2 separate regions of the Homo sapiens genome follow, and region 1 is linked to region 2. A link is a loop called in an ENCODE intact Hi-C map of the cell type or tissue named here. Cell type or tissue: CD14-positive monocyte. All regions are shown on one strand. Links, peaks and the distances in the headings refer to the core of each region. The heading gives the core; the rest is flanking DNA. Region 1 holds the start of LOC105369402 (a long non-coding RNA gene). Region 2 overlaps GAB2 (GRB2 associated binding protein 2).

What was found. A loop is a pair of places that touch in the nucleus more often than their neighbours do. Peaks named below come from ENCODE experiments on the same cell type or tissue, not always from the same donor. Only the 100,000 strongest peaks of a DNase experiment are listed, where the experiment ranks them.
Region 1: it touches region 2 in a loop (3-fold over the local background); 4 of 110 quality-filtered maps call a loop at or near these places.

The regions. Positions count from the first base shown.
Region 1 is chr11:78,294,683-78,300,063 of GRCh38, reverse strand. All of the region lies in intron 1 of GAB2 (GRB2 associated binding protein 2), which reads left to right. It overlaps LOC105369402 (a long non-coding RNA gene), which reads right to left and starts at 3,300. Exons shown (of 3, transcript XR_950343.4): 1 at 2,979-3,300. In CD14-positive monocyte, for the core only: no CTCF peak of the experiment used is centred there; no DNase peak of the experiment used is centred there; H3K27ac peaks cover 1,719 bases.
Region 2 is chr11:78,347,542-78,352,922 of GRCh38, reverse strand. All of the region lies in intron 1 of GAB2 (GRB2 associated binding protein 2), which reads left to right. Among named protein-coding and RNA genes, the nearest start is that of GAB2, 68 kb to the left of the region's middle. In CD14-positive monocyte, for the core only: no CTCF peak of the experiment used is centred there; DNase peaks (open chromatin) are centred at 2,062 and 3,622; H3K4me3 peaks cover 3,996 bases; H3K27ac peaks cover 4,778 bases.

The DNA of each region.
Region 1 (5,381 bases), core at 193-5,192, 53 kb after region 2:
TGTCTTGATTGAAGTGGTGGTTAGATGGTAAATACATTTGTAAAATTCAGCCATCTGAACTGTTAAGATGGATGCATTTTACGTTATCTAAATTATATCTATGTAATGATGATTTCTGGCAACAAGGAAACAAAAGAAAAAAAAAGGATCAGCCCAGGGTCATTCTTTTAATTCTGTATACTGAATTCTTACAAATTAAACAAAAGCCTTTCCAATAGCTCCTAGAGAGGCTAAGGAAGTCTCTGTATGGGAATGTTTTCCAGCTACATATGCAATACTTCAAGCAGCTGGACTGATGTAAATTGGGGCTCCCAGGAGCAAGATAGTCCATTTACTTGATCACCTGAATTAATCTTTGGAATTTGGTTCTGTTTCTCATGTCATCCTTTGAATGATTTCCCTCCATTTTTGTAGAATACTGTGACCAGGGAAGAGAAGCCAAGTTCCTGAAGGGCCCCATTATTTGTTCATTCTGTACCTTGGAAGTAGCTTTTCATGATACTGTATTTGCTTATGACCAGCAAATTCCACTGTGTACTGGACTCCAGATGGCTAGTCCAGATGGGAAAAGCTCTCCAGAAAGCACCAGACTTTGTGCGCATGTTCATGTGTCTTCACAGTTTGGGCACCTTTGGGAGAGTCAGTCTAGCACAGTCCAGAAGCTCTGCCTGACATTTTCAATCCTCTGTCTTTTCCTGTGATCTTAAAATGTCAGAAATTGAAGTGATGGTGGGAACAATAATAAAGTCAACACTTGTACGTTATAGATGAGGAAATGGCCCAGAGCAGGAAAGTGTTTATTTTCCCCCATAAGTTCACATTTCAAAGACAGCTGGAATCACAACCTGAATATCTAAACTCCTGATACATTTATTCCTCTAGTGCAGGTCACTAAGTCAAGGCTACATCCTGTCAATCATCATTAACAATTTAGTGCATTGTTTCTCAAAATAGGGTCCTTGAATAGTCTGTAGTAGAGTCATTTGAGGTTTGTATCCCTGGACTGTACTCCAGACCTACTGATCTGAATCCCTGTTGAGACTGAGGCCTGGTATTCTCCATTGTGAACAGATGTCTTAGTGATTCTGATGCACATTGAAGTTTGAATACCACTGTTGAAGACAGTAGTGAGCTAATTTAAAGCAAAGAAGTAAAACAATCAGATGTATATTTACGAAAATATGGAACCAGGTCTTTGGAGGGCCTGCGGGACTGAGAGAGAAGCCTTTGTCCCAGAAGAAAGGAAACAATTTATATTCCTGGGCATCATTTGTCTACTCTTCCCCCAGCTTTGCCCTGGTTTTCCCTGGTAACCTTTGCTTAATTCAGTGCTTTAAATATAACTGAGATCAGACCATTCAAGGACATGAAAGCAAGGTCCCTCAGGGGAATGACCTTTCTTTCTCCAATATTTAAAGGGTTGGCAACAGCTCATTTGTTGCTTTGTCAATGGGAGAGGTAATTCCCCTAATGGATTTCGAGTCCTCTGTAGAAAGGTTGACCTGGTCTTTGGGGAATGAACCTCACAGAATTCAATCAGTGTAATTACTGATACAGGGCTTTTTGGTTTCCCAGATGTGACCCTGTCTCTCTCATACACATCAAATTCATCTTGTCCCTTTGTCTTTCATGTGGTAGAGGCAGAGAATGGATAGAATGCACCATAATAGACTTGTCAGAGAGATGTGACTGTGATTCTCTTCTCCATCATAATGAGTCATAATACAGCCCACCCACTTGCTCAAGCTGGAAATCTTGAAGTCTTTATTCTTCCTTCTCCGGTATCTCCCATATTCTGTCCATTATCAAGGTTAGTCATTTCAGCCTCTGAAATATATCTTGGTTGCATATGCCCTCTTCAATGTATATACCTTTTGCCACTGCCCTGGTCCATATCACCATTATTTCTTGAGCAGTAGTCTATCTGGGCTTCCTACTCATGCTCTTGCCCTACTTCAATGCAATTATTATAGGCCAGAATGATCTTTTAGAATTTTAAATATGGAAAAATTTAAAACCATTCACAGCTCTCATGTTCTGTTTACTTAAAAATATAGAATTATGTGGATTAAAATGTGAAAGTTCCCTGTATCTTTTCTCTTATATGCCCATTCCCCTCAACAAGGAGCCATTGGTAGCAATTTGAAATGCTTTTCTAAGCATTTGTAAAATGTGTGTATGTGTGTATGCTATATATACACTTTATGTGGTTGTATGTATGTTTGTGTACATAAACATGGTATATTTAATATAAATAATATGTGAATAATATAAATAGTATAATACATGGTTCTCAAGCTCATTTGCCAATATATTGATTTATTAATCATGCCCCTATTGAGGGATTTTATTTAAGATAAAATCTAAACTTCAATCTACCCCTGCCTTTTGCTTGTTCTACTTTCCCCTTTGTTTACTGTGTTCCAGCCATGACCTCCTGTCAGGTTCTCCCATAACCCAAGCTCGCTTCCTCTTCAGGGCCTTTACCTATGCTGTTCTCCCTGCCTGAGCTACTCCCCTGGGTGCACGACAGTAGTTCCCATATGATGGACTGCTGTGTCCTGGGTCCTTCAAAACACACACACTCCCTCACACCCAGTATTGCTTATGAACTGAATAAGTGTTTTCCATGAATTTGTACTTTTTTCCCCAAAAAATATGGATATTCTGATTAAAGGAATCATGAATTCATTGTAGTTTTTTCTTCATTAACAAATACTTAAAAATATGTTATTTTCTGGAGGAATTCTCAGATTTTTTAATTTTATAATATTTTAAAATATATTATTATAATATTTGACTTACCTTCAATAATTTTCTCTCCACAGTTTTCTCATCCTCCCGACATAAACGTCACCAAACTTACCTTTATCATTTGAGTACACCAAACTTTTTCATATACAGTGAATCCTCATATTCACACATTCTAGATTCTGTACTCACTGAAATTTACTTGTAACCCCAAAATCAATACTCACCATGTATGGACTGAATGTTTGTGTCCCTCCAAAACGTGTATGTTGAAATCTTATCCCTGATGTGTTGGTATTAGGAGGTGGGGCCTTTGGGAGGTGATTAGGTGGGCTGTGAGGGCAGAGCCCTCGTGAAGGGGATTTTTGCCCTTACAAAAGCAGCTTGAGGGCTTCCGTTGTCCCCTCCACCATCTGTTAGAAACAGGGCCCTCACCAGGCACCAAATCTGCTGGTGCCTTGATCCTGGACTTTCCAGCCTCCAGCACTGTGGACTGTAAATTTCATGTTTATAAATAACAGTCTGAGGTATTTTGTTTTACCAGCCTGAACAGACCAAACAGCATGCTTTGGCTGTTAATCTCAGACATTCACATGGACAGGGCAGTGAAAACATCTGAGTCTCCTGACGTGCACATTCCCAGCTGAGGTGGCACAAGGCAGTGTTTTGTGTACTTATTTCACCTCTCATCCTGTAAACAAGTGTCTTCTTTGTCATATATCGGGTACCATGTTTTTTGCATTTTTGTGCTTTTTGTTGGTGATTTCACTGTTTAAAAAGATCCCCAAGCATAGTGCTGAAGTTCTGTCTAGTGTTTCTAAACACAAGAAGGCTGTAATGTGCCTTACTGAGAAAATACATGTATTAGATAAGCTTTGTTCAGGCAGAGTTGAAGTGCTGTTAGCCATGAGTTCAGTCTTACTGAATCAACAAATATTAAATAAGGTGTCTTTAAACAGAAACACATATAAAACGAGGTTATGTATTGACCGATTGATAAAAATGTGACCAGAGGCTAAGAGGAACCTAATCTGGTATTTTTCCCCTAGAGCAGGGGTCCCCAGCCCCCTGGGCCGAGGACCCTTACCAGTCTGGCCTGTTAGGAACTGGGCCTCACAGCAGGAGGTGAGCAGCTGGTGAGTGAGCATTACTGTCTAAGCTCCACCTCCCATCAGATCAGCGGTGACATCAGATTCTCATAGAAGAGTAAACTCTATTGTGAACTGCACATGCAAGGGACCTAGGTTGCATACTCCTTATTAGAATCTAATGCCTGATGATCTGAAGTGGAACAGTTTCATCCCAAAACCGTCCCTACCCCTTTCCATGGAAAAATTATCTTCCACAAAACCAGCCGTTGGTGCCAAAAAGGTTGGGGATCGCTGCCCCAGAGGAATGATTCAATATTAACTAATACAGTGTTTGTGCTGACTTTACAGACCATAACTACCAGAAATAACAAGAGTCACCTATACTCATCTTACTCTCTTTTCCTGAAAGTTCTCCCTCCAGCAGTTTTTCTTCACCCAGCAAAACTCTTCACATCCTTCAATACCCAATCCAAGTGCCACCTGTCCTGTAAAACTTCTGTGACTCCTCGAGGCAAGCAGAGTAGTCCTCTCCGTCAAGCATCCACTGTTCATGTGGGTGCTGAGAACACCTACATGAACTGTGCTGAGAACCTCTGTTCATACCATTATAAGAGCACTGACCATGTACTGAGTTACCTATGTACTGTACTTGTCTGCCCTTTCCATAAGTCATGAGATCCTGAAGGACCTGGCATTACTGGATTTCATAAATGTTGATTGAATGATTGGAATGAGGAAGGGAGAGTTTGTGTAGGTGTGAGTAAGTGCTAATGGAAAAGACATTGAAAGTGAAGGAAAAAGAAAGTGGATTGAATAATGAATATGATCAGGGCTCTTGTAAAGGACCCCTGAGTTACTCCGGTGGTAGCAAACTGGTTCGGACATATGGTTACAGCCTGTATTGATCAGTGACCTAAGTTACCTTAAATGAGGAAAGAGTTTATTGACCCGGAAAGTCTAAGGGGAAAATCTAAATCTGGCCTCAGCCTCAGGTTAAGACTCACATTTCGCCATTCTAACTGGTGTGAGATGGTATCTCATGGTGGTTTTGATTTGCATTTCTCTGATGGCCAGTGATGATGAGCATTTTTTCATGTGTCTTTTGGCTGCATAAATGTCTTCTTTTGAGAAATGTCTGTTCATATTCTTCGTCAACTTTTTGATGGGGTTGTTTTTTTCTTGTAAATTTGTTTGAGTTCATTGTAGATTCTGGATATCAGCCCTTTGTCAGATGAGTAGATTGCAAAAATTTTCTCCCATTCTGTAGGTTGCCTGTTCACTCTGATGGTAGTCTCTTTTGCTGTACAGAAGCTCTTTAGTTTAATTAGATCCCATTTGTCAATTTTGGCTTTTGTTGCCATTGCTTTTGGTGTTTTAGACATGAAGTCCTTGCCCATGCCTATGTCCTGAATGGTATTGCCTAGGTTTTCTTCTGGGGTTTTTATGGTTTTAGGTCTAACATTTAAGTCTTTAATCCATCTTGAATTAATTTTTGTATAAGGTGTAAGGAAGGGATCCAGTTTCAGCTTTCTACATATG
Region 2 (5,381 bases), core at 143-5,142:
ATTATCAAGTGGGTCAGCAGGTCAGGAGAACTTTTAGCTGCAGTTAACAGAGAATCTGACTAATAGTGACTTAAATCACAAGGACTTTGATATTCATTTAGCAAAGTAAGAGGCTGGAAGTTTCAGCATTCTTTCAGTGGCTCAAGCATGTCACCAGGAAAATCAGGCACTTTCCCTCAGAAAACCCCTTATGTTTTTTTTGGCTAGCAATAGGTCACATGCCCACCTCTAGATCATTCCCATCAATGAGGAATGGGATTTGTATAATTGCTTTTGATTCAGCCCCTGGGGCAAAGGGAGGGGATTTACCTTCCCTGATAACATCAGATCTCCACCAGTCCTCTGAACAAAATATGAATTCTGTAACAAGGGTGAAGGGAGAAATGGCTATTTGGTCTCTCAGTGAGTGACCCAAAAAGTGTTAGGAGTGTCTGGTCTGCATCCTTTCAGCTTATCACATGCTTTCAACTTGCTAGGCAAGCAGGGCACAGACACGCCGAGCTGTGAAGCCCTGCTGAGCTCTGTCCTCTAGTGCCTTATGACGGGTTCTGTGAAGTCATCCTGCATGTAACGGGGATGACGTGGTATGAGATTTAAGAGCCTGATCCAGGCTTCTGGGAGTCGGCATCAAGTCAGCCTTAAAGCTAGTCCCCGTCTGACTTTGGCCCCCAGTTGTTTTGTGTGGTTGTGTGTTTTTGTTTGTTTGTTTGAGACGGAGTCTCAGTCCTGTTGCCCAGGCTGGAGTGCAATGGCGCCATCTCGGCTTACTGCAGCCTCCGCCTCCCGGATTCAAGTGATTCTCCTGCCTCAGCCTCCCAAGTATCTGGGATTAAAGGTGCCCACCACCACACTTGGCTAATTTTTTGTATTTTTAGTAGAGGCGGGGTTTCACCGTGCTGCCCAGCTGGTCTTGAACTCCTGACCTCAAGTGATCCTTCCACTTCGGCCTCCCAAAGTGCTGGTATTACAGGTGTGAGCCACTGCGCTCGACCTGGCCCCCCAATTCTTTTTAGAATTGGCTCTTGCTTGGTTCCTTTTGGTCAAGTCCCTGTCAAAGTACAAGTTTTTGTACTTTGATTCTTTAAAGACTCCCATTATTCTTTTCTCTCACCAGTCTCCTTGGAATTAGAGTCCTGGTCCTGGATTTGGGGACCAAACACTTGGAATTCTGCTGCCAGACTTCCAGTTCCCTATCTACTTACCTAGCTCCCTGCTTGTCTTCTCCCAGCAGTATGCTTTAGATGCTTGGCTTTCAGTAGGGAGATAGTGTCTAAAAATGTACAATGTGAGACTATTTCACGTAGAAATGGTAAATGAAGCACTGGGAGTTAATGAGATTATTGAAGGAGAAGATGTGAGAACGAAAGCTCATACCACCCCTCTACTGAATCAAATGAAGGGCATGGTCATTTGTGTGTTCATCTGTACTCTCCACAAGTACCATGAATCCCAGGCTGAGAATCAACAAAGACCTTATAAACAAAGACCCAGGGCCACCTGGGAATCCAGAGAGGTGCCTGATGAAAGGGATGACAGTAGCTCAGCTGGCAGAGCTCTCTGCCTGCATCCCCTGCCCCCTAGAGCAGTTCTGCTTTTACTTCTATGTTATGCTTCTATACGAAATCTTGTATGTAGAAATAAATAATTCCACTTATTAAAAAAAAAAAAGGCCACTGGGTAAATGATGCCGAAGGCCCCTTCTAATACTGAGAATGGGCTCAAGGGCTAGAATACAGGTACTAGGCTATGACATGTGAAACAGAAGTGTAGTCCTGTCGTATTTTAGGAGAAGGAACTCTGGCTCCCTTGTTCTCTGCATGGTTTTGAGCTGACAGTTGCCTCGGTCAACAGCTGGATACAGTACCCAATTGTTTGCAGCAAAAGTCCTGCGAGTCTGTTTCCTCTAAAAAGCTTCTTCCACGACTTCCTTCCCCCATCCTCCCAGGACAGAAGTGGACACAAGGGGGAATGTTTCAGTTCCCCTGTCGGGTTGTGTGTCTTCCTCTCAAACCACTGTTCAAAATGTCTAGGGAATTTTTATTTTCCAAAGTTGCTTACCGGAAACAACTTGGCAGAGCATAGTTTGGGGAGGAGGCTTTAGTTCAATGAGCACAAAAGCACATGTTCCTGTGGTGAATTCTTAACGTGTGTGAAGGGGAAGCAAAGGAGCTTTAGTAAAATTGCAGTTCAGGCTAAGTCAGGAATGGAAATGAGGAACAACCAGAAAACATCACAGTTTGTTTTAGAGCATTTAGTTCCTAACTCTCAATGACACACACTCAGGCTTATGGCTGAATTTCAGATTATCCTTGTATATACTTTTTAGAAGTTTTTATTTGGTATCATAATTTATAGTGTAACAATGAAAAGTCGCCTGGCTTTATAACAGATTTCAGAAAGTGAAACTTGGTTTCTGAGGAATAAACAGGCAGCAGAGCAATCCTCAAAGAGGAAGTGCATGAGAAACTGAGGGTTTAGGGAGATTATATTTGGTTAGAAACGCTGGGCCTTTGTTAAAAGTTGAAAAACCTGATCACTCCAGTCTTTGGAGGTTCTGAGGGAGAGCATGTCTTGCCAGAGTCTCACGGATGATTAGAGTTAATCCCGGCACCCAGGCCTCTTTACTTTTCCTCTGCAGTGTGGGTTCCCCTCCTGAGCTACCCGCTAGAGCCTAGTTTCCCAGGGTTTCTCTCTCTGGTCTGTTTTTGCAGCTCAAGCCATGTTCTCCTTGATCTGTTGGCCAGGCTTCAGGGGAGATGGACTACAGCTGGTCTGAAATAGGAAGACGGTAAATTTACTTAAACTTTCAGCATGACCCATTTGCCTAACTTTTTTTTCAATGTGATGAATGAAAATATAGACAACAGAATGTTTCACAAGACAGCCAACTCAAAGAGAATAAGAATGAGGACGTGTGCAATTTGCTTTTACCTTTAAAAAGAAGCATATTACAGAACCTCTTGATTGTCTTTCTTTTTTTTTTCTTTTTTTCTTTTTTTTACCTCTGTCATCTGTGATCCATTCGCCTGTTCAGCCAAGATATTTTGGCATTTTTACTCTGGGAAACCAGTGGGTGGGTGAACATGGAGGAGCCAAAAGTTAACAAAATACCAGCAAATGCTGGAGCCAAGTGAGAGGATTCTCCTCTGCTCCAGAAGCAGAGGTGTACCCCACCTCCCACTCTCCCAAGCTGCTTTGAAAAAGGCTGCTAAAACTCACCGACTTAAAAAAAATTTTTTAAAAGAAAAAAAACTCCCTGACTTGAGAGGATTTCTCAGTCCTGATGAAGGAAATCTCTAGCAGCTCTTCTTGTCCCTAGGCTATCAGGGCTTTTCCTTTCTGAGGATGCCCTAAGCACTGTAGGGAATAATAGCATTCGAAGGTAAGTTTATCTGGTCTGATGCCAGCATACATTGTTGAATCCAAATCTACCATTTACCATCGGGGTGACTTTCAATGAGTTCTTTAAACTTTCTGAGCCTGTTGTCTCATCTGTAATAGAGATAATAGTGCCTACCTCATCAAAAGTGTTAGAATTAAGTAAGATGATTTGTAACTTAGTACCAGACACCTCATTAATAATCAAATGTTTTTTGCAATACCACTCATTTTCTCACCAACTTCTATACAGCTTCCTGTTTTCCCAGTGATCGTGAGATATGGGAGGTAGTAGCTTGCTAACTTGTTTCCAGTGGCAGCAGGAGTGGCAAAGGAAATTACTTTTTTCCTTATCAACTTCAAAGGATAATTTACACACAGTGAACTATATCTGTGTACATTTAATGAGTCTCATAGGTGTCTGTCCGTACTCATGAAACAAGTACTACATTGAAGATGTAGAACATTGGCATCATCCCCAAAAGATTCCTCTTGCCCCTTTGCAGTCTTTCCCTTCCTTTGCCCTTAGCCCCAGGCAAGCACTCCTCTGTTCTTTGTCACTCTAAATTAGTTTGCATTTTATAGGAGTACAGTATGTACACTTTTTGTGCAGCTTATTTCACTCAGCATAGTGATTTCTGGATGTGTCCATGTTGTTGCATGTATCCATGTTATTGCTGAGTAGTATTCCATTGTGTGGATATACCACCTATTGATGGACATTGGGTTCTTTCTTGTTTCTGGCTCTTTTAAATAAAGCTGATATGAACATTCACTTGGAAATCTTTCTGTGGAGCATACATTTTCATTTCTCCCAGGTATACCCAGCAGTTGAATGGCTCAGTCATATGGTAGATACGTGTTAAACTTTTTGAGAAACTTCCAAACTGTATTGTTTTACTTTCCTATCAACAGTGTATGTGATTTCCAGTTGCTTTACAATCTCAGAAGCACTTAGTGTGATCAGCCTTTTTAATTTTAGTCATTCTAATGGGTTTATAGGTCATGGTATTCATTGTGGTTTTCATTTGTTTCCCTGATGTCTAGTGATGTTGAGCACCATGTGCCAACTGGCATTTTGTATACTATCTTCTTTTGTCTAGTATCTGTTCAAATCTTTTGCCCATTTAAAAAATTGTGTCATTTATCTTCTTACTGAGTTGTACAAGTTCCTTTTATGATCTGGATACCAGTTCTTTGTAAGATAGAAATATATTAAACATTTCCTTCAATCTGTGAAAACATGTGAATACAACTGATCCTTGAACAAAATGGGCTTGAACTGCATGGGTCCATTTATACTTGGATTCTTTTCAGTAAAAGTGACACTGAGTGTGCTTGCCTCTCCTGCCTCCCCTTCCTCCCCTTCTACCTCTTCTGCTTCTGTCACTGCTGAGACAGCAAGTCTAACCTCTTCTTTTCCTCTTTCTCCTCAGCCTACTCAATGTCAAGATGAAGATAAAGACCTTTATGATGATCCACTTCCACTTAATCAATACTAAATACATTTTAATCTTCCTTATGATTTTTTTCTCTATCTTTACTGTAAAAATGCAATATATAATATATAACATACTAAGTATGTGTTATTCCACTGTTTATAGTAGTTAAGTTTCAGGGGAGTCAAAAGTTGTACATGGATTTTTGACTGCATGGGAGGGAGCCATCCCCTAACCCCCATGTTGTTCAAGGTTCAACTGTATGTTCTCCCAGTTTGTGTCATGCCCTTTCCTTCTCTTAATTGTATCATTTGAGGAACAAAAGCTTTGAATTTTGATGAAGCTTAGTTTTCAGTTTTTCTTTTATGATTTATGCTTTTTGTTTACTTAAAGGTCACAAAGATTTTTCTCCTATGTTTTCTTGTAGGAGATGTTTTAGCTTTTACATTTAGGTCTATAATCCAGTTCAAGTTAATGTTTGTATATGGTGTGAAGCAAGGGTTAACATGGGGATTATCTTTTAGGTAAGTGTCTATTATGTATCAGGAACTTTATTTCTCAAGA